Linked DNA regions of Mus musculus: regions 1 and 3 are each linked to region 2. The links are chromatin loops, found by intact Hi-C in ENCODE. Cell type or tissue: left cerebral cortex. All regions are shown on one strand. Region 1 holds the start of Slc9a9 (solute carrier family 9 (sodium/hydrogen exchanger), member 9). Region 2 holds the start of Dipk2a (divergent protein kinase domain 2A). Region 3 has its middle 17 kb from the start of Gm24200.

Region 1 (8,000 bases), 130 kb after region 2:
GCTTATAGAGTTAGCTGTGTAACTCTTGGTCTCTCGTCTTCACTGAGCTTTGCTTTACTGAGAGAGGCATAGCCTAGAACTTCTCCTAGTACCTCCTGCTAACTCCTGCCAAGGCTGAGGCCTGGCTGTTTCTGCTAGGTAGTGCCACCACTGTTGATTCGTGCGGTGCTATATATACACCAACTCTACCGAACTGAACTGCTGGTGTATCCATGAAGTGTTTTCAAGTGGATGGAGCTGCTGCTGCTGCTGACCTGTGAACTGAACTGCTGATTTCCAGACAACACAGATGGGAGTTGCTCCAAAGAAACTTTCTATGCAGGTCCACTTCCCCCGAATTCTACCCACTATCTCTGGTGGGTGGTGGGCTAGAAGGGAGGTTAGAATGTTTAAAAACCATCATTAAAAATATGATTTGAAAAAAATTGAAGTTCCAGGGGCCCCTCCTTATTCCTAAGGACTTGGGTAGAATGCTGCCGCTCCTTGGATGGCTTAGGGATAACAAGGCTAAATGGCAGGCATAATGCCAGGTTTGCCTGGATCCTTCATAGAGCCTGACATGAAATCCCTCAGTGTCTCCACACCTGGGCAGTTTGCTTCCCCAGCCTGTACCTGCAGCCTCTTCTATCAGCAGTGACTGGAGATTCTGTAACATTGACTGGGTGACATTCCCTCCTACGGGCAACATCTGCTCCACCCTAGGTTACCCTGACAGTACAGGTCCCCCTCTTTGACTCCTTCTCGCCGTTGGGTTTTGTGGGCAAGCTGAGGCAGGGTATGCTGATGGTGGTAGTGAGTCAGGCAGTTCTGTCCTTTCTCTTTCCTCTCTCACTTGCATGTGGCATTGTAGAACAGGCGCCTTCAACTCAGTTCACAACAGGTTTTGAGAAAGGGATTGGAAAGCTTCAGTAGTTTCTCTTGGGTCCTTGCTTTGCGTTCCACAGTTGTGCTGCTTAGCTTTTTTTGGTTGTTTTTGTTTTGTTTTGTTTTCTCAATTGGATACTAGCTGGGGTCATCTGGGAAAAGGGATCTTGGTTGACAAAATGCCTGTGTTAGATTGCCTGTTTGGCAAGTCTGTGTGCTATTTTCTCAATTAGTGATTGATGTGGGATCACCTAGCCCTCTGCAGAGTAGCGTTACTCCTGGGCACATGGTCCTAAGTGAGCCCATGGGGAGGGTTCCTCTGTGGCCTCTGCATCAATTCTTGTATCCAGGTTCCTGCCCCAACTTCCTTTTATGAGAGACTATGATCTGGATGTACGAGCCAAATAAACTTTCCTCGCCAAGTTGTTTTTGATCATCACAATCCAAAGCTAGTTAAGACAACCGCTGTGTTTTGAGTTCCAAACCAGGTTCCTGTGAGCTTGTGGCTTGAAGGGTTATCGTCATCAGGTGCCAGCACAGTGCCGTCATTTCCAGTTGATAATCGTCCATCTGTCAGCATCTATCTCCTTAATATAGACAGCACAGCACTTAGTAATGTTGGGAACCTTGGCTATTCCTGTAATTAGTTGTTCTAGTTTTACTAGGACCCAGAACTGTTACTGTTGGTTAGTGTCTGGGGTCAGGCAGCTCTGGTTACTAGGTTTCTTATCCAAAGAACTGAAAACACGGTTCACACAGATTCACAAAGGAAGCAAGGTAGCTGGATGGGAGCAAGGCCACAGTGCAGATTGTTGAGGGAGACACCGTCAACACTGACAGCTGGCCTCAGGACAGCACTCATTGAATCATGAGAAGGACCAGAAGAATGCTTGCAAGGGTTCGTTCTCTCCACTGAACCCACGGACCCAGGGAATCGAACTCAAGTCATCAGGTTTGGCAGCAAGTACCTTTACTCAACCGAGCCATCTCGCCAGCCCTCTCCTTTCTTTTAACAAATGAAAATTTACGGTCTTCCCAGAGACGCCTTGGATGGGATTGTAAACTGATAATATGAAAAAACAAACAAACAAACAAAAAATTAGTTACAGAGTTGAATCAGAGAGTTAGAACCAGTCTTTTGCTTGTAAATGATGTTTTGAGAGTCCTAGCTTTTACAACTGGAAAGGTAGAGAGGCCATGTGTCCTTATGCCTCAAGAAAACAGCTTTCCATTTTAATGTTCCCAGTGAAGCGTCTCTATGGACGAGAAATACTGTCTTTGTTCCAAATCGTCCTAGCCAACTGCTGTTGACAGTGCTGCCATTCTCCATGCTCCAGGCAGCAGGCTTGGGCCAGGCTTCCAGGTGAGGCCTTCCTTTCTCTACCCACAATTCCTTCATCTTCCTACACTGCCTTATTTCAACAGCAAGCTTAAAGCTTTTGAAAAGCTTGTAGAGTCAGGCAAACAATCTCCTGCTCCTTCTCACCCACTTCCTGGGTCTCTTCACAGGAAGAGGGAAAGAGATGTGGTAAGACAATCGAAGAGCAAGTCTGCCTTAAAAGCAGCAAAACCAGGAAGTTCTCTCGTTTTTGAATTTGCATTATCTTGTAAATCTAACGACTCACCTGTGGGTTTTTGAATACGGAAGGTGAGGCTGCTGGCAAATGCTTGCAAGCAATAGCTGACAGGCTTCAAGACAACTCCAGTATTAGTCATCACAGAGATGCGTGCCAAAAGGGACCATGGGTAAAAACATCTGCTGTGCACACAGATGCCCCCTGCTGAGCCAAGCACACAGAGAAAACCAACTCCAGCTCGGAGTTGCATAAGCAAAGAGGCTGAGGCACTGGAGTGCTTGATGCTCTCCCAGAGTGGGAAATTAGCTTTCCGATGGGTAGTTACCTTCCAGTGTCTATGTAGCTCAGGGAGACCTTGAATTCACAGCGATCCTCTTGCCTCAGCTTCCTGAACGCTAGAGTTACAGGTCTGTAAGACCATAATATTATTATGTGTTTGTCTCAAAGCCTTTAGTGTCATATTTTTTTCAGGGTGCCTTACAATACAGAAATGGAATTCTAATTCTATCAGAATAGAAGCCAGACATTAACACTCGTCCATTTTACCATGTGGTGAGATGTGGGGGTCTCCACAGCAGACCTGGCTGCATGGTGACTGATTGGTAAAGACAAGGAAATCTTGATGTTTGCCTAGGAAGCAGAAGAACTGGAGGTACCAGTCTTAAACACCTCCCTCTCCCTTTTCTCCCTCCCTCCCTTCTTCCCTCCATCCTCCACCTTCTCTATCTCTCTTCCTTTTTTTCTTCAACAAATTTAAATAGCACCGTTAAAGGACTGGGGCTAGACTTTTCTTTTTGATTATTTTAGTTGACCGGCAATTATAAAAAGTCAGAGAATCGTGCACTGGATCTGTGCCTCTCAACTTCAGAAATAGTCCTGTGAAATCATACCTGTCAATCCTCCCCTGGGAGGCTGTGGTGGGAGGGGAGAAACCTGAGTAGGTGAAGTTAAGGGTCTGGACTTGCCCTTTTGAATCTGAAAACTATTGATGTGCCGGGTTGAACTGTCTTACTATCAATGTACAATTTGCCAGTTGCATACAGACTAAGAAATCATGCTGGAAACAGGAGGGCCACGAGTCTGGACATCAGCATCTTGCTGGCAGATTTGACCAGTGTGGAAGATCTCTTTCCAGAGTGAATCATTTAAAGACAGAATCTTTTATGATGAAACCACCCTCTGGAGTTTGAAAAGAGACGGGGCTGCTTTAAGAGAGAAACAGGAAGTTGTAACGAGAAGCCGGTCTGAATGCTAAGCCATCTGAATTGCTTGCGAAGTAGCAACAAAGTAGCAGCGTTTATTCTGAAATTCTGTGGGCGCCAGTCTATCCTAGGCAACCCTCATCTAAGGGCTCATCCCTTGTCCAGGGATTTCTCTGAGCATCACAGTCGGTCGAGTGGAGAATGGCTGGGCAGCTTCGGTTTACGTCAGGGAAGGATGAAGATCATTTTCAACACCAGGGAGCAGTGGAGCTACTCGCGTTTAATTTTTTGCTCATCCTTACCATTTTAACAATCTGGTTATTTAAAAATCACCGATTCCGCTTCTTGCATGAGACTGGAGGGGCGATGGTGTATGGTGAGTGTGTAAATGGTGGGGTAGATGTGTAACTTGTTGCCTGGGCGTAGTAATTAGAGACTTGTGCTCAGATGGCAAAGTGCAGAAAGTGAGGGGAACATGCTGATTGAAGTGTCATTAGCTCAGCGAGAGGTGCCGCAGTGTTAGGGATGCTAACCTCTTTCCAGAGGAGCGGCAGAAATTCCGCCTGACCACAGAGCAGCTGTCACAGTGACAGGCTCTGAGGCAGCACAGTATGTGAGTCTGTTGACAGCTGCAGTCCTTTGTCATGCGGGGAGTCATGGAGCGCTAGTCATGGTAGTAGGTTGTGGTGGCAATGCAGTCAGTCAGCGCAGCCTCTTCCACAGGCAGCCAGAGGAGCCAGGCAAAGTTAAGGGAATGGCTTCAGACTGCATGGAGGAAATACCCTTTCAACTATTTTCAAGAAGAAATACTCGTAGAAACAGACCCCACCCTTGTAATGGGAATAATTGTGTCCAAATCCTTTTTCATCCTGTGAACACTATTTTAGCTTCTGATAATAAAAGTGTTAAACCAAGAATTTCCTATTTAACATTTTCCATTGCTTAGCCTGATTTAATATGGTCTTGTTTATAATACTTATTTGTGTTCTCACACCACACACACACTTCTCTCTCTCTCTCTCTCTCTCTCTCTCTCTCTCTCTCTCTCTCTCTCTCTCCCTCTCCCTCTCTCTCCTCTCTCTCTCCCTCTCTCTCTCCCTCTCTCTCCCCCTTTCTCTCTCTCTCATTTTAGACAGGTCTCACTCTATAGACAAGGTTGGCCTCAGACTCACAGTGATCTTCCTGCTTCAACCTCCTGGGTGCTGGAATAATATGTATAAGTAAGAACACCCAATTCTTTAAACTACAGAGGGGAAAAAAGGTTTTAATTTAAGGTTTAACCTCCCAAAGTGATGCTCTTTCTGTGCAAGTTACCATGGCATCCATCATTTTTGGGAAGTTTAATAAAATGTGATTATGGAGTTTGTACAGACTAGCCTGGTTTATCTAGTTTATTAAGATGAGCTACAAGGCACTAGCACTGAGCTGGTACTGAGACAAATTGTCTCACTACCAACTGACTTCATGACCCTTATCCTACCAAGTAAAAGGTAACAGCTTTGAACATAATGGGAACAGTCAAGGGCTGCCAAAACGGATAGCAAAGAACATACTTTTTGACTTCTCCTTCTTTTTGGAGGAGGCCCTTTTATATGTCTGGGCTCCAGGGAAACAAGATGAGGGCACCTTTCATGTGCTAAGCGTGTGATGGACTGATGTTAACAAGGAATGGTCCTGAAGGGAAAGCATGAGATAGCCTACCCTTGAGCCACTTGAGCTGTAGGACAGACCGTTAAGGCCATGTAGTGCAGCTTGCTTTCTCGAAGCCAATTCAGAGCTCCACTAAGTTTCTTTGTACTGAAGGTCCTACAGCACACAGCAAAACTTTTCAGGGTGGGAGAGACAGGCCAAAAGAGAAGGGCACAGCGCTTTCAGAGGCCGAGCCCTAGACGTGAGTCATTCTCCCTTTCTCCATAATCGATTTACCAGGAGCTTTCTCTATCTTGGGTAATAAATAATCAAAAAGATGCAGGGTGTAATCTGAGAAGCCAGAAACACTGTCATCCTAAGCATCAGATCAAAGGGCTGTGCATATTTTAGCGATACAACACATAGTTAAGATTAAACCCTTACTGGAAGGGAAGATTTCTCCATGTGCTTGAATTATAACAGTTTTTTTTTTTTTATCAATTTTCTTCTCTGTGGTAGGGATATTGTTTTATAAAAGTAGTTAAACTTTGACTTAAATAATTCTTGATTAGATTTAGTTAATAATGGTTGTCCCTGCACTGAACAGTCAAGCATGGTGGTCCTCCCCAAGCTGAACAGTCAAGCATGGTGGTCCTCCCCAAGCTGAAGAGTCAAGCATGGTAGTCCTCCCCAAGCTGAAGAGTCAAGCATGTTAGTCCTCCCCAAGCTGAAGAGTCAAGCATGGTGGTCCTCCCCAAGCTGAAGAGTCAAGCATGGTGGTCCTCCCCAAGCTGAAGAGTCAAGCATGGTAGTCCTCCCCAAGCTGAAGAGTCAAGCATGGTAGTCCTCCCCATGTGTTTTCATACATTTCAAGCTGTTAATGAGGTTCTTGTTCATTTCAAGGGTAAACTCTGAAAATAATTCATTAAGATGGCTTCCACAGACTTCTAGGATAAGCATTTTTTCAAAATGCTTTACTGAAGTGCTTAGTGTAGACTTTCTGTCAGGGATGTAATGAAATAGTCAAACTAAAACCCAGGAGAACGAGGAACTCTAAGGAACAACTTTTAGTAGTAAGAGGGAGAGAATTCCAAAGGTTTAGTCTCTGTAAATGAATAAGCAGTTCGTACAGTTGTAAGGAATCTTAGAGAATGGAATCCTCGTTGTGCAGAGGAAGTGGGGCTTAGATGGAGGTCATGGTAGTGGCTGGTGCTGAGCTGGGGTCCAGCACGTCTTTTAATCAGAGATGCTGAGACAGTAATAAGTAACTTCCTTCAGGGATATTCCAGGGAGTGTGTGTATGTGTGTGTGTGAGCAGGGGTGGGAGGATGGTGGAGAAATGAGGATGTTCCAAATATATGATCCTGTTGTAAACCTTTAAGGCTTGGCCATCTAGTTTCTTCTCCAGGGGGTCTGACAAAGTAAAATTTCAGGGTAAACCCTTTCTCCATCTGAGGAAGCAAGACATTGTTTCTGCAGTAGTCTGGCTAAAGGCATAATGAAAACCAATGGAGAAGACGACAAACGTAGACTTTTTCTTGTTTTCTGAAGACAGACACTTTAGAGTAGCCTGGGACAGATCTCTCCATCCTGCTGTTAATCAATATGCTGACCGTTAATGTCTGTTCTGGCTTTTAGTCCCATTTAAGTGATTATTACCGCTGCTTATTCTTTCCAGTCTTGCCATAGAGCACCTCGGATAGTTTGCCTTTCCCTTTGGGCTCATCAAAGAATTAGGTGACCAGCCCCTACCTCTCTGGCTGCGGCTCTTGCCTTCATCAACTGCTCACACAAACCATTTGCCCTTATACTGAGAGCAGTACTTTCTTCAGGCACCACAGTACCTGTATTCCCTCAGCCCAGTCCCCAACATGCCTCCCTGAGGGCATTCTGGTGACCTGTGCCAAATGTCCCTTAGAAGATGTAATAGATGCTGATACATTTAATCAGTGTACTTAGGAATCCAATTAAAAAAAAATTCTAGGGATCAGAGGCTTAGAAAATGAGCAGTTACAGGATAAACAAGGAGCAAGGTAACCAAGCAGAATGTTCAACTGTTCTTTCATAATTATTGTTAGAAACAATTTTCAAGTCGTTAACCTTAAAATATCATATGCAGGGTTGTAGAGGCCAAGAAGTTTCCTCTGTGATGATTGGAAATAAAACTGAAGACCCAAATACAAGTAATTGCTTATACAAAAAATAATAAAATAAAAAGTCTTCTCTCATTATTATGGGTCATGGGTGCTTTTTATAAATTAGCAGTGTCATTGTAGAAATATTTTTGCTCTGCCAGGCACAGTAAAGCGTAATTGTCGCGCATGACTTCCTATGGCTCCAGTTATTTCAAAATGGAAGAATAAGCAACAGCCATAATCATTTAAACTGGACTAAAAGCCAGAATGAGCGTTAATGGTCAAAATATTGATTGACAGCAGCTGGGACACTTAGTGCTGCTTAATTTGGGGCCTAGATTCATCTCCGAGGTACTCATTAGAAAGCACTTGCTCCTTGGTCCCTGATAGCATCAAGGAATCCATTTTAACTCCCTAGGGGATGTCACATCTTGTAGAACATTTGTAATGGCATACCTTTGAGGACTGGGATTTAAGATTAAGGACAGAACAATTTAAAAATCTTAGAGTTCTACCTTTGATTTTTTGTTTGTTTGTTTGTTTGTTTTAACCATCATCTAATATAGAGACTGTCCTGGATTCATGCAGAAGTT
Region 2 (8,000 bases):
TATTTCATAGATAACTTCTTCTTTGCAACTTGTGAATTGGATGATTTTAATATATAATTTTTAAAACTTCCCAGAGGCTAGGCTTGGTGGCACATGCCTGTAGCCCTGGGACTTGAGAAGTGAGGCAGAAAGATCAACAGTTCACAGCCCAAACCAAAACTTTCCAAGCTTTATAATGAGGATGGATAATTACCCCCGGCTTAGACTCACTTCACAATGGTTCAACATTCACTGCACATATAAGAAATGTAAGTCTTTACATCCTCAAGGCTATTATTAGTTTTCTATATAGTTGAATGGAAGGTCCAGGAATCAAAGTCAGAAATCTGTGGAACTCAGTAGCAATCAATGACAGTAGTAGGCCAGAGCAGCCACAAGGTTTAAAAAAAAAAAAAAAATTGAACAAAAACCAATCTTACAATCTTCTGGATAACTAACTAGCCACTAAAGCCCAGCCCACAGGAAACAGAATAACCAGCAACAAAGACAAAAAGATCACTATTTCCAGCAACAAGTGTAAGGACCAATTGTAAGGCAGAATAACTAACTACCCCCACCACCCCATGCAGTACAAATATGGAGGCATGCTTCCTTAAGGGTGTCTGTTTCACTGGTTTTCCCAAATAAATAAATAAATAAATAAATAAATAAAATGTCCCTTTAATTTTGGACCTGAGATATACAAAATGTTTTTTGTTATGTCCATTTGTATTTTTATGAGGTTTAGTCAAGTGTCAAACATGTCCATGAAACCTCAAATGCAAACACACACACACACACAAAACATATGATTTTAAGATTACAAAGTGCTCTCCTCGGCACTGCAGGGTATGGAATGCACAGCTGCAGCCCTAGCACTGGAGGCTGAAGCAGGAAGACGAATGCTGAGCACCAAAAAAAAAAAAAAAAAACAAACAAAACAAACAAAAAAAAAAACAACAAAACAAAAACAAAACCAAAGCAACAACCTCTAGTGTGTTTTGAGCCTAAACACAGGAATGCAGTTATTAAATCAGCTGCCAGAGGGAAAAAAGGAAGGAGCCACAGCCCACTGCCTAAAACTTCCAAGGTGAAAACATCCATTCTGAAACTAATGCTAAACAAGACGCTTGGCCCCTTATTTTTCTCTTCCTTAACAGGACTTTTGTTTTGAAATCTGAGTACACATGTGTAAAATTTAGATATTAGAAAAGCTTGAAAGATTGTTTGATCTGGCCTCAAATTCACACCCCAGCAGAGACCTAGCACCCCAGTCTAGTTCTCTTTTAGAAGAGATTAATTAAATCCATTAGTTAAAGCTAAACTTAGAAAACAAACACCAACAAGGAAAAACAGATTTCTCAAATCAAGAATTTGAGAGTCCCCCCAATAGGGCAGAATCAAAGGAACTGATTCAATAGACCTATTTAGGAGAAAATAGTTATTTCATTAAACAACAACAAAAAAATGTTATCCCAACCTTTCTCTCAATGGTCATAATCCTCTTTGTCTAGTTCAAAAAGTTCTTTTTAGCAAGGCACCAAGAGGTACACCGTCCTGAACTCAGGCTGCTGCTAAGAGAAAGCTCTACTCTGTGCTCTCTACGACCTTCCAGTGGCTGTCAGAGCGGATGAGATCAGCAGAGCTGTGGTTCAGTTCAGCCTGTCAGCAGCCACACTCTGTGTGTTTCCGGAATATACCAGGTGATTACAGTCACCCTCTATCCCTACACTAGCATTTACTCTCTGCTGGTCATGCAAACCCCACACAAATGCCCTGTATATAATATTTTGCCTTTTACAAGTAAAAGGAAAGCTTAAAAGCCACAGCAAACAATGATAATTGCATACTATAAAAATTAAGTCCTATTAAATCTATGATTCAGAAAATGGAAGGCAAATATAGTTCAACCAATATATAATACAGCTAAACATATTCTTGGCTCTTCCCCCTAAAACAACCAAGGGTTTTCTTGCCAGTGCTCCTTGGTCAGTCACAGATAGTGGCTGACTTTCAGAATCTCCAGACACTCCCCATCCTGACCTGTTCAAGAACAGGTAGCAAGCACAAACACCAGCAGAGAAGTTACCTTCCAATGTCTACCTTCCATTTTTAATGACCTAAGATTGTTATCACACACACAAAAACCAACAAACCCCACTCTGGGTACTCCTCCTTCCACAGGATGAGGGCCGGCTAGGCATGAGGGATACACCTCTTGATGAGTAAAAATGTAAAGGAAAAAGGTTTCTGACATGATAAAGGTTCTGAGAACTGTCTTGTCCACTGCAGAACAACTTTTCCTAGAAGCCAGACACAGACACGCTCCATAACTGTTAAGACCATTAAACAACAGGAGGGGCTGCACTCTCAGTTTCACACTGCAACACTGACAGCACAACTGCAGTTTAACACACGTGTGTATGCATGTGTAACAGACAGCACCTTCCACTTCCCTGTTCAGGCCATAACAGATATTTCATGTTTTACTGTTTCTTAACATCTAACAGTTAATGAATTAAACTGATCTACATTTTCATCTGTTTCACTAGTACCTTAAACAAAAGGGGATTTTTAAAAAGTAATTAATTACTTAAAAGCATCATTACTCTGTTACTTTTGTGAAGAACAATTTGATAATGGAAATCCACAGGGTTTTTTTTTTCCCCTAAAATTTTAGACAATAGAAAATTTATAAATCTAGTTTGTCATCATCCAGCATCCAAAAATTCATTAGGTGGCTCCCTCTCCTGGAAAAAAGTGAAAGGTGAGTTCAGCTTTAAGTTGTGAAGCACTGGCTCCTTAAAAACACTTTAAAACAATATGAAGCAAAAAAGTAAAGAAGCAACTGTGAGTGGCTTTTCTATTAGTACCAGGACAGCAGGCTTTATAGAAACTGTACCACTAAATGTACAGTTTGCATAGCTAACAAGTAACATACATGATGATCTGATTTACCATACAAAAACAGTATTCTTGATTACAAATCTGGATATACTTTTAACTTACTGATTCACAATCACACCACACATACTTTCAAAATCACTACCAAAGATCAAGTGTTTTTGTAAGGGAAGCATCTACTCAGGAGAATTTTAGGTTAAGCTCCACCTCCTCGGGTTAAGGAAAAAAAAAAAAAAAAAAAAGGCACTGTTCCACTGGTAGTAAAAACTCCAAAGTGTGTCTTTAACAAGTATGTAGCATAATGAAGCATCAGGACTACCCCTGGGAGCTGGGCTGACTAAACTACTGATGCAATTTATGAATGCCTCAATCTAGTAGACATTTTCTCACATTTATCCTGTACTCTACGCAATCATCCACTCAGAAAAATTTAGGCATTAGGCTTCAAATAAAGTGAGAAAAATGTAAAGTCACAACACATTTGACTATCTCAACTGCACAACAGGCTGAAAACGCCAGGAGTGTGAAGACATAAAAACTCCCGGTAAGAGACAGCTTTGTGGTGTGGAAATTACCAGTTTCTCAAGTTCAGATGCCTATGTTTTTAAAGAAGAAAACACAATGTTTAATCTTAATATTAGTTGTTCCTAATGCATCCATACCTAGAATCAACCCTATAAAAATCGCTCAATAGGCACTCAGTATTTAAAATGCAAAAACTGTATATACCTTAAGTTCAGTGCTAAATTTTGGGACCTCAGAGATTTTTGACTATCGACTACAGTCAATTACACTACTAAGTGCTGTCAGTACCTGCTAACATAAATACAGCTTGGAGAGGTGGGGGCTTGTGGGAGTGGGTGGGGGGGGTCATACTTAGAGACTCGCTAATCTAAACTAATGAATAGAATAATCCTGCAAAGTAAGCTTAACTGAATTTACACTGATCAGAGATAAAACAGTACTTATTAAACCATCTGAACTTTAAAATTAACCTATCACATATATCTTAACAGCAACTTGAAATTTTATTAAGGCTCACATTAGAACTTCAGCTGATCAAATACTCGTGTTAAGGATGCTTGGCTGAACTAATCAAGGCTGATTTCTCTTGACTAAGACGCAGAAAACTTGAAAGAAAAAAAAAGCCACCAATAGAGTACATTCCTATTCATACTTTAATCAACAACAGAAACAAGGTCCAAACCCTCTAGCCATTAGTGACATTCTTAGCGGAGAAAGGGCGTGAACTATACAATCAATTACTTGTGGTTAATTTAAACTCACTTTCCCTAGCACTTGACGTTTAGAACTGGTAACTTTTCTTGCAGCCAAGAGAGATCACACACCTACTGGACAATCGCTGCCCAAGGGCACAGCACTTTAGCGGGGGGGGGGGGGGTGTTTGAAACAAATTACTCCAAAAATAAACCGGATTCCTTTCTCTTATCTATTTTCTTCTTGCCGCCACCAGTAAAACGATTCCATTCTATCCTCCTAAAAGGCACGTTTATTTTCGAAATGAAGTCAAGAAAAAGCAAATAAGTCAGTTGGGCTAGAGGCCAAAACCCTTTTCCTTAGATCCTAGCTCCAACCTAAAAAAAAAAAAAAAAAACACTTTAATTCCTTCCTTAACCGGATTACCATATGACTAGGGCAGGCCACAGCATCAGGATGCAAAAGTCCGTCTTGGCCTTTAGCCTTCCCAGCCCAAATCTAACTCTTTCCCCCATTTCCTAGCTTCTAATTCCACGCAAAGCACGAGTCACGAATTAGCTCCCTTCACTTTACCACCACCCCACTCTCTGATCTCATCTTTCCCACCTGGTCCCAGAACTAGCTGATTGACTAACAGGGAGATGATCTAAGAAATAAAACAAAGACAGACTCGGGGAAGTTAGGCTAGCCAGGCGGGACAGCAAAGGACGTGTGCCCAGGGTGCCCAAGTCCTCGGAAAGAGGTACAAGGGCTCGCTATCGCACTGACACTGGCATCCAGACTGGGACGAGCGGGAGGGCGGAAGGAAACTCGCGAAGAGGCATTTTGGGAGAGTTGGGGACGCACTCCCTCTGGCGTCGAAGAGCCCCGCGCCCGCGCCTACCTGTAGCACCAGCGGCTCGGGGTTGAAGGCCAGGGTGAGCAGCAGCTGCATGCGCTCGGAGTCCTTGAGGTTACGCAGCAGGAAACTGCCCGAGTCCTTGGTCTCCGCGTAGCGGCGCACCAGGCGGTCCAGCAGGCGCTGCGAGGGGCAGTGCACCAGGTCCGACCAACCCTCCACCGCCTCCGGCGTGAGCAGCCGCACGTCGCCGTTGAGACGCGCGAACTCGGTGCGGGGCATGGCCTGGAGCAGGTCGCAGCGCGGCCGGCCGGTGGCCCGCTTGCAGATGCTCTGGTCGAGCTGCGCCAGCTCGCGCTGCGAACCCAGGCGCTTGAGCACCACGCGCCGGCGGCCGCCCTCGCGGGGCTCGCCGTACTGCGCGAAGTACACGTTCTTCACGTTGAGGAAGTCCAGCAGGCGCAGGCGGCCCCACGTCTCGAAGCCCACCTGGCCGTTGAGGAAACGGCGGCACCAGCTCGTGCCGAAGCACGCCGGGCACTTATTGAGCTGCAGGAAGCGCCGGTCGGCGAGCTCGTTGCGCTGCCAGGAGGCGAGCAGCGACGGCGAGTGCAGCAGCATCAGCACCAACAGGCTGCCGAGCGCCGCCAGCTTCAGTGCACGGGACAGGCGGCCCAGCTTCAGGGGCACCAGGCGCCACATCCCGCCCGCGCGCGGCAGCGGCCGGGGCCGGGGCGGGCGAGCGCACCCCGCCGGGCCGCCCCACGGCGCCGAGGCCCGCGGCGCAGACGGAGGGCGGCAGCGAAGGAACCCGAGGACGGGCTGCGCCGGCCGAGCGCGGCGACTTCCCGATCGGCTGTCTCCACAACTCCCGGTGCCCTCCTCCGAGCTCCCCGCCCTCCGACTCCGCGGGCGCCGCCTCCTTGCCCGCCAAGTTATAGAGGCGCGGGGAGGGGGGGGGGGAGGAGGGAGCGCGGGAGCCGCGGTCGCGCGCACGCGCACTCCCGCCCGGGACGCTTGAGCTGCGCCTTGCTGGGTCCCGGGCGAGCAGCGCGCGCGGGGGCGAGTGAGGAGTCCCGGACGCCTCACACTCGAGAAGCTACGGTGCGAGGAGGGGAGGAGAGGATGCGGCGGGGCCCCCACGCGCGGGCACGCCCGAGAGCGAGGGGCGGGGCCGGGGGCGGGGCGAGCGCGCCCCCGGGAAGCGTCAGCGCGAGCTCGCGGGGAGGCGGTGGAGAGGGTGGGTGGAGGGCGCGCCCGGGAGGGCGGAGCTCGCCAGCTCCGCCACCGGAGACCTTCAGTAACGGCTACTCTGGGGTGACTGTCGGGCTACACAGGCGCCCCGGAGGCCTTTGTGGGAAGGTCATTGGAAGGGAGAGGGCGGAGGCAAGCGGGAGCAGAGAGGCCCATCCTGGGAGCGGGAGGAGGTGGGGCCGAAGCCTGGGGGCGGGGCTGGAGTGGGGCCGGGCCAGGTCCTGGGGGCGGGGCCTGGCCGCCCGCTCCGGGCCTTATATGGTGTGGCGCGCGCTTGTTCTTTTGACTGGCGGGACCTCTGGGTCGCGCGCTTTGTGCCGCCGTAGGGCCTGCGGGCAGACAGTGGGCCAGCGGTTAGGGACCGGAATGCCGCTGCAGGGCTGGCGATGTATCTGCGGAGGCTGAGTTACGGTTTCGCTGAGTGAGCACTGGCGGGATGAGGTCCTTCCTCACCGGCGCCGCCCGCCGGGTCCCCGAGGAGCCCGGTTCCCCCATGCTTCACAGGCTGGGCCCAGGCCTGCCTTGCGGCCAGGACGCGTTGCTGTGGCGATGACCCCAGGGAGCCAGGCCGTCAGGTGCCGCACCTGTGCGGTCTAACCAGCTCCTAACAGCAGACTGCGGAAATAACCTGGCCTAACGCGCGTGGGGTTAAGTTTTAGAAGGTCTGGGATCTTCAGCAGTAACTTCAAAATATGTTCTATTAGAATACTTTTTTTTTCTTTAACTTTTAGCACTCCTGTGATTGTTGGTCGAGTGGATAGCTAGCTAATTCCTGGTCGCTGTTAAATATACTTTTACTGCGCTGATTTTTAGAGGTCAAACAGGAAAATCATAGTAAGTAGTAACGGGTATGCAAAGAGTAACTACTGAGACAGTGAGACTTATCTATACAAGATCGTGAATCACTTTCCCGAATTTTCTGTATTTGATTGTAGCATGAGGACTCGCTTCTGGAAGAATACGGGTAAGGTCAACGTTTTGTGTTTGGTGATGTAGGAGTTCAGTCTTTGGAAGAAATTTTCAACGTGGTGGTGATTTTTACAGGCTACTACAGAATACAAATTTTAAGATGTTAGCCTTCAAAGGCTTATGCAAAATGGCTGAGAAATTTGGCTGATAGAAAAAGAGCATCCCATGTTTCCTTTGGCAGAAATTTGATTTAACTTGCTCATCAAGCATCCCCCAAATCCATACAATAAGGTTATGTAAGCAAAGGCTCAAATGAAGTTTCCTCTGGAGTGTCTGGAGCGACTGGAGACTAGAACTGCATGGTTCATTTGTGCTGCTGAGGCAGAGTTGTAAACGAAGCGAATAATTACTAACCTGTGTGTTGTCTTCAACACCCCGTCTACATGCTAGACAATGTGTGGAATCACTTTAAAAACAAAATCAAAATATTCTTTCTGCATTTTATCAGTGTAAACAAACAAGGTTATTTTACTCAACACAAATTGCTTTGCTTAAAACTAGTTTATATTTTAACAGCTCTGAATTTAGGGAGTCAGTGGTGGCCTTTCTGCCTTAGTCCCTCTCCTAAGAGTGAAGTGAGGATTTAGAAACATGACACATCAAACTCAGTTGTTGCAATTAAAACTTCTAGATATTAAGATAGTCTTCAAGAATTTAATAACTTTTGCAACAGAAAAAAGTTTTGGAGACACATAAGATAAACTCAGAGATTGGAAAAGATCAGTAAGTATTAATGTATTTTTCTCCACTTTCCAGTAAACCACAGGATGCTTTTAGCTAATGGATTGTAAACTGCAAGCCAGAGTTCTTGATCATTATTTTAAATAAGAACAGTGTA
Region 3 (8,000 bases), 230 kb before region 2:
CTACCTTGTTACCATTCTTATACTTAACTGTCTTCAAAGGATACATTTAAATCAATGACCGCTAAGAAAATAGCAGAGAATAGATGTCTTGTGCAAAGTAAAACACATCTCAAAGAATGAACCACAGAGAGTAGAGCCAAAGATGATCACGTATGTACAGAGAATACACAAGAGGAAAATGAAAGAGCAAGGCCGGAGCTTCAGAGATGGCTCAGTGGTTAAGAACGTGGATTGTTCTTCTAGAGGACCCAAGTTTGATTCCTAGTTCTCACAATGGGCAGATTACAACCACCTGTAACTCCAGCCCCAGGGATAATGCAACTCCTCTTGCCTGCTTGGACATCTCTGGCCTCTGCAACCTGTACCCCATATACATAACTAAAAACAAAATAATAAAATATTTAAAGAGCAAGCAATAAATAAATAAATAAAATAAGCAAGCAAAGGCCACACACCTTTTCTATCACCATCATCACCAAACTTGTTTGCCATGTATAAAATGTGACAGCAAGACCACCATTTCATCCAGTTGTAATAGAGGCTGGAGTGATGTAAAAATTTAAGAACGTGGGACACCTGCCAATACTGTGTGCTCAACAAACATTTACTAGTTAAGTCTTAAATCTGCGACTGATGCAGTCCCTAAAGAAGATATGAAAATATTTCAAATCAGAGCATAAATGGGTATATATTGTTCTGCAAACCCAGGGCAAGATGAAGAGTCAAGTACTAAAGCTAGGATGTAAACACCAGGATAAACTTGCCATTCCTAAACAAACGGTATCACCTATCTAACAGTGTGTCTCTAGAACAATATCCCTGCAAGAGAAACCCTGCAAGAGAATGAAGGAGACAGAGAAGGTTGCCAAAGCTCTTTTATCTTAGGACCTCTGAGTTATACACATGACGTTCACAACCCGATCAAAAATTTCTCAAAGGAAGTCCCTGAAATATCTAGCTCTACATATCATTTTAATTGTTTGACTAAGATACTGTTTTTATTACTAGGTATTCGGGACAAGGTTAAATTACATGCAATCGACTCAATGTAACAAACTGAAAAAGTAAAATACCATTTTAGGAAGAATTTACACAAAAGTAAACAGATGCTTCAAAGTTTCTCCTGTCCAGGAAATTTGATACTCTAGAATAACTCATTCCCTGAAAGTATCAGAAAATTTAATTTTAGTTGTTGTTTTCTGTTCTTTACTGGCTCATTATTCTATTAAACAGAAAACAACTGTGAAATTTTTTCCAGCTGTTTATTCTTTCACCAGCTTTGTGCCTTTGTTTTTCCTTTAGCCATGGTGCCAACAATCACTGACTGTGTAGGGTGGTGGGCTAAGCACTGGGCACTGTGTACTAAGGTGTGCTGAACTCGGGTAAGGGGGAGGGCTGTGTTTTAACAGAACATGATAGTGCATATGCTAATACCAGCTGTGTCCCAACTTATTACAGAAAGAAAGTTTGAGAATATTCAAAACACTAATGCATATGTCCAAAGAACTTACAAACCAAGTCTAGGATTCTGAGACAAGATGGTCCTGATCTTTTCAGACATCCCAGGACTAGAACATGATGACATAATGGTGAAGATTTCAGGAAAGGGTATAATCACTGTGTGTGTATGTGTGTGTGTGTGAGAGAGAGAGAGAGAGAGGGAGAGAGAGAGAGCAAAAGGAAGGGAATGATGAATTTTTGGCAGATATGAAGATTGCTGATAATGAGAACACTGTAGAATCAGGCAGAACAGAGTTGACTCTGGATAGTTTTGCAGTCATCTGGGTAAGCAGATCATGTAATCTTGAAGCTCTTGAAATTTTCATTCACTGCTAGGAAGGGAAGCGGCAGCTATGTAGGATAGAGGCATTCCTTTGAGAGGAAGGAGTAGTCTCCTCTCCATTTGATTTTTTTTTCCAAGTAAACAAGAAACACACTTCAGGACAATTTTCAGATAATTTAGATCTCCTTTGCCATGTGCCAGACATCACACTATAGAGCGAGGATGTCACAATGCTAATTGGATAAACGTTTCTGCTACAGCAGCTGGGAATTATAGACTAGCACAATTAAAGCTATGGTGGTCAGCTTCACCTGAGCATAACATCATTGTTCACAATGTCTAAGAGATACTTCTGCTACTTCTGTACTTATTTTAAGGTGTTAAAAAAAAGGTACATTTATTTCTTTATTTATTATTTGTTATTTTTTATTTTTACTGATATTGCTTTGGATAAAGTTAAAGGAGCATACATTTGAAGAAATGTGGGAATCTATGGCTAAAACCTGCCAAGTCAATCATTAACATGTAGAACAATTACCTCATGGCTGGGCTGAAGTAACTGCTCAGATTAAGCACTTGTCACAACAGCTTGAGTATACCTTCTTAAGTTCAAATCCCCAGAACCCATGTAAAATTTGGGCAGAGTTGTGCACATCTGTAATCCTGGTGCACCTACAGTGAGATGGGAAGAGCAGGCAGCTGATTTCCTGGAAGCTCTCAGGTCAACCAACACATCTATGCAGTGGTAAACACCACAGCCACCCCTGGGCGGGGGTTGGGGAGACACAGCATCTCAAATGGGCAAAACAGATGAAACAGACTGACATTTCACTTATGTGCCTGTGTGTGAGCACAAAACACTCCATCGTGAACTTCTCAATGCTGTTAGGAATTGTACTTAGAACATTCTTAGGTCCCAGGAGTTGAAGGATAGATTGCCCAATGCCAGTGTGACTATTCTTTCCACAAACCTGCACACCTGAGAAACACACACACACACACTAATTCCTTTTGGGTTCTCTGAACCTAACTGAATCTGCACTTCACAGCAAGCTGTGTGCATCATGCTGCAGATGCTGAAAGGACTTTCAAAAAAGCAAACACTTTTCTTTCCTCTGCCATAGTATGAGATGGTTCAGAGGCATCTCCACGCCTTTGCAGGCCAGAAAGTTTAAGGCAGTTACCTCAAAAGTCAAGAAAACATCGACTGATAATAGGTTGCCCCATGTAGAGGTTTCCCACCAGAAGGAAAATCAAAGAGAAGAGAAAGAAAGACAGAATGAGACTAAACTGCTGAGTTGGCTTTGGCCATGGAAGCCATTAACCACGTTGAATTAGTAAGCACTTCCAGAGCCACACTGGCCCTGTTAAAGCTTTAAGGGCCACACGCCAAAGTGAAAATTAAATAAAGCAACAAAAAGACTGAGCCCAAATGAATTTGGTTTTATTTTTATTGCAGAGTGAAGCTCCACACTATAAAACAACCACAGAAGGACTTTGCCAAGTGGTAGTTTCCCAGAATGCATTAAACTCTCAGGCCTCTGCCACTGCCCCCACTAACAATGCTTGCTAGCACGTCACAAAATGACTTCTGTTGTAACTTTTACAAAAAAAAAAAAATTTGGTGAAAATTTCATCAAGCACTGTAAAGTTTTTCACATCAATTTTAGTATAGGCTGGTAGACAACAGCTTGAAATTCTGCAGCAATAAAGGTGTTGAAATGCCTGCTATAATCAAAAAACTCTGATTCCAGTTTTAATCACCTTCTTCCCCTGCCAATACCACTACGTATTTTCATATTATATGAAAGTGACATCTGGGCTCCGGATTCAGCAAAAGAGAAAGGATTTTTGCCTTGTGGAGACCAGTGCTATTTCAAGTACTGGGGTGACTGCAGACCTTTCCCAGTTTGTTGGATGCTAACAGGAGGTGCTTAGCACAAACAGGTTAGATCTGAGCAGCTTAGCTCTGACACTACACAGGTTCAAGTCCTGACATTTAAGTTATATTAACAGTATTTTCTTACTATAAAAAGAACTCAATTGATTTGAGGTTGTGATAATGCTGGAGTTTGAAGCGCCTTGTTTGGCTTGCTTTATATCAGCCATCATGACATCATCTTTTCTGCTTCTTCACATACATTCTTGAACTCAAACCAAACAGAAAGTGAACGCAACTACTTCATCAAATGCAAACAGTAAAATAGCTCCTAATTTGTATGCAAAAAAAGACTTCTCAAATCTCTCAAGCTGTTAGTTCGCTGGTTTACAGTGACTTTATAAAGTGAATTTTCTTCCTTGTCTTCTTCTTCTTTTTTTTTTTTAAATAACAAGTAGAAAAGGCAAAGTACAAAATTACATTTAAAAGGCTTCTATTTATAAAAGATGGGAAAATGCAATGCTACTTTTCAACACTTAGCTTAACTTGAAGGTGGAATAGGGGTATGCCTTCGATTATAAATATCAAGAGGGTATGAAAATCAATATTATATGTGTATGAAATGAGACCGAAGGTGTCAGAGGAACAGTAGCAGTACAATACCCAGATAAACTGGGTTTTGATGTTCATGTGGCTACTGAAAATGGGCACTGGGGGCATTCTACTTAGTACTGTACCAAAACGACTTAACAACTCTGGGATCTCACTCTGGTCTCACCTTGGCTCCCACAACCTTGCACTCTCTGTAAAGAGAATTCAAACACACAGAGCAAACTGTAGGGGATAGGTGGTGGAGTGTTAATGCAGACTCAATGCAGACTCCCAAGGCTGAGAGCAGTCACCTTCCAAAGAAACCATTTCTCCAACTTACATGCTAAATGGGCTTTGTGCTATTTCCTAAAGTCCCCAGAACCAGCTTTCATAATAGGGCATTTTCCTGCCTATGTGCCAAGAGAATATCTTGTGTGTTGTATTGTGTATTGTGCATCACTGGTTGATTTAAAAGCCTATCGGCTATGTTTTAGGCAGGAATTGGGAAGTGGAACATATGGAAAGCAGAAAGGATTCTGGAATAGAGCCAGCTGGGAGATCTACAAGGACAGGTGTGAGGAGACAGACACATAGTACCTGAGCACAAGTAACCAGCCACAAGGCAGAATATGGATTAAAATGAATGAGTTATCTGAAGTTATGATTCTAGTCAGAGAAGAGCTGAATATGGCCAAGGTGTTTGTAAATATATTTTGAGCCCAAGTGTTATTTCTGGGAGCATGGAACTGGTAGAAAGAAGCCCACTTAACTTCCACACCCAGGTGATTGGCAAGCCCATTTTGATTAACAGAGAAGGGGCACTGGTATGACTTTCTTTCATGTGACATCTTTCTTTCTTTCATATCCTGGACTGCTCATCAATTTTATAACTTTGGGTTGTCCCCGATGTTATGTTTCCACTTGGAGCCAGAGATCTCGATCGTATGAGCAGTGAGCACATAACAGAGCAGACCAAACATAATTAAAGAAAGAATAAAAAATGTTCTCTAAAATTATCCATGCTTTACCAGGAGGAAATAGCCTCCCTGCTATGAAGCCCACCTTCCTCCTACACCTTGTCTGCAGCTATCTTTCGTGTGGCACTCTAAATTTAAGCCAAGATTGACTGCGTAGCTACTTCTTCTTTTACATATCACTATTTTTCCCCCAAAATTAGTCTGAGATACACAGGATGTGGGAGCAAAGCTGAGTTCCAAGGATACACAGAGCAAACACCTGCCTACAGATACTTATAAAAGAGAACCTCTGGGTATCCTGGGGACAAAGAACTCTGCCAATTCCCAGAGTCTTCCACCCACGACTCAAAAACACCCACAAGACACTTCCCTTTTGGAAAATACTTGTTTCTGAAATAGACAGAGGTCACCTCATTCTCCTATAACAAGATAAATCCTCCGTATTTTACTGCAACACTGTTACTTATGGTGAACATGAAAATCACTATGCTTCTTGGTTAGAAGAAGATAGGCAACTATTATTTATTTGTGTAATATAATACTATAGTCTAGCTATAAGGAGTGAAATAAACCTCTGGCAGAAAAAATAAAGCAATAGTTTTATTTGTTTATAGTTATGACAAATCATTTGAGTAAAGAAGATGGAACAAGATCGAAGCTCCAGGCATGTATTTGTGAAGCATGTGCATTTTCAAGGAGACATCACATTTGTGCTCTCTGTAGGAGATAATACAAAACCCTGAGGTTAGGGTTGACTTGGAAGATGCTGTCTGAAAGACTGAGTGTAGGAAGGGCATTGGGGTGTGTGCACTGATTTTTATTCTAAATCATTAGAAAGCATTTGCTTCTTTCATCCTGAAGTTCATGAATGTTAGCCCTAATGTTTTTCTAATTTCCTTTACTTTTGCATAATTTAAATAATTAATAATATATTTTTATGAAGTCTATTCTATTTCTGAATTATCATAGTGCTGAAATTAAAGAAATCAAATTAGGTTTTTGTAGAGATGGCTCAGCCATAGCTGCTCTTCCAGAGGACCTGGGTTCAATTCTCAGCAATCACATGGGAAACCACACCTGTCTGGAACCCATTTGCACAGGCTCTGATACCCTCATAGACATACATGCAGACAAAATACCAATGCACACAAAATAAAGAAAAGATAAAAAGATTAAGCATTGAAATTATTACAAAAAGAAAAAAAAGAGAAAGAGAGAAAGAAAGAAAGAGAGAGAGAGAGAGAAAGAAAGAAAGAAGGAAAGAAAGAAAGAAAGAAAGAAAGAAAGAAAGAAAGAAAGAAAGAAAGAAAGAAAGAAAGAAAAAGGAAGGAAGGAAGGAAGGAAGGAAGAAAGGAAGGAAGGAAGGAAGGAAGGAAGGAAGGAAGGAAGGAAGGAAGGAAGGAAGAAGCTAGGACTGGAGAGATGACTAACTGGTTAAGAGCTCTGACTGCTCTTCCAGAGGTCCTGAGTTCAAATTCCAGCAACCACAGGATGGCTCCCAATCATCTGTAATGTGATCCAATGCCTTCTTATGGTGTGTCTGAAAAAAAAAAAAAAAAAAAAACAGAATACTCACATACATTAAATAAATAAATAAATAAATAAATCTTTAAAAAGGAAAGAAAGGAGGAAAGGAAGGAAGGAAAGAAGGAAGGAAGGAAGGAAGGAAGGAAGGAAGGAAGGAAGGAAGGAAGGAAGGAAGGAATTGAATATATTGGAGCATTTGTCCTTGTGGTATGTTGGGAAATCTTTTGAGTATGTGCCCAAGAGAGGTATAGCTGGGTCTTCAGGTAGAACTATTTCCAGTTTTCTGAGGAACGACCAGATTGATTTCCAGAATGGTTGTATCAGTTTGCAATCCCACCAGTAATGGAGGAATGTTCCTCTTTTTCCATATCCTTACCAGCATGTGCTGTAGGTTGAGTTTTTAATCTTAACCATTCTGATTGGTGTAAGGTGGAATCTCAGGGTCACTTTGATTTGTGCTTTTCTGATCACTTTGAACATTTAAGTACTTTTCAACCATTTTGAGATTCCTTTATTGTGAATTCTCTGTTTAGCTCTGTACCGCATTTTTAATTGGGTTATTTGGTCTTAAGGAGATTAACTTCTTTTTTTTCCATTTTTTATTAGGTATATAGCTCATTTACATTTCCAATGCTATACCAAAAGTCTAACTTCTTGATTTCTGCATATATTTTGGATATTAGCCCTTTGTTGGATGTAGTGTTAGTGAAGAATTTTTCCCGATCTGTAGGTTACCAATTTATCCTATTGACAGTTTCCTTTGCTTTACAGAAGCTTTCCAGTTTCATGAGGACCCATTTATCAATTGTTGAATTGTTGATCTTAGAGCCTGAACCATTGTGTTCTCTTCAGGAAATTTCCCACCTGTGCCACTGAGTTCAAGGCTCTTTCCTTCTTTCTCTTCTCTTAGATTCAGTGTATCTGGTTTTATGTTGAGGTCCTTGATCCACTTAGACTTGAGCTTCTTGTAAAGTGATAAATATGGGTCTATTTTCATTTTCCTACATAGACCGACACCGTTTACTAAAGATGATTTTTTTTCCATTGTATGTTTTGTCTTCTTTGTCAAAGATCAAGTGTCCATAGGTATGTGGGTTTATTTTTGGGTCTTTGATTCTATTCCATTAATTGACCTGTCTGTCTCTGTACCAATACCATGCAGTTTTTAATCACTATTGCTTTGGAGTACAGCTTGAGGTCAGGGATGGTGATTGCCCTGGAAGTTCTTTTCTTGTTGAGAATT

Evidence for each region. Hi-C counts contacts between places; a loop is a spot of excess contacts. Peaks named below come from ENCODE experiments on the same cell type or tissue, not always from the same donor. Only the 100,000 strongest peaks of a DNase experiment are listed, where the experiment ranks them.
Region 1: it touches region 2 in a loop (8-fold over the local background); 7 of 42 quality-filtered maps call a loop at or near these places.
Region 3: it touches region 2 in a loop (5-fold over the local background); 2 of 42 quality-filtered maps call a loop at or near these places.

What each region holds. Positions count from the first base shown.
Region 1 is chr9:94,666,218-94,674,217 of GRCm38, forward strand. Slc9a9 (solute carrier family 9 (sodium/hydrogen exchanger), member 9) reads left to right here and starts at 3,675. Exons shown (of 16, transcript NM_177909.5): 1 at 3,675-4,019. The coding sequence starts at 3,845. In left cerebral cortex, CTCF peaks have their summits at 2,638 and 3,907; DNase peaks (open chromatin) are centred at 2,635, 3,063, 3,707 and 4,226; H3K4me3 peaks cover 2,670 bases; H3K27ac peaks cover 2,443 bases.
Region 2 is chr9:94,532,235-94,540,234 of GRCm38, forward strand. Dipk2a (divergent protein kinase domain 2A) reads right to left here and starts at 5,847. Exons shown (of 3, transcript NM_001033145.2): 1 at 4,985-5,847. The coding sequence starts at 5,641. In left cerebral cortex, CTCF peaks have their summits at 2,724 (motif pointing left), 4,993 and 6,257; DNase peaks (open chromatin) are centred at 1,629, 2,761, 3,301, 4,996 and 6 more places; H3K4me3 peaks cover 6,853 bases; H3K27ac peaks cover 3,809 bases.
Region 3 is chr9:94,297,325-94,305,324 of GRCm38, forward strand. No RefSeq gene overlaps it. Among named protein-coding and RNA genes, the nearest start is that of Gm24200, 17 kb to the left of the region's middle. In left cerebral cortex, no CTCF peak of the experiment used is centred here; DNase peaks (open chromatin) are centred at 2,819, 3,268, 3,780, 4,376 and 3 more places; H3K27ac peaks cover 296 bases.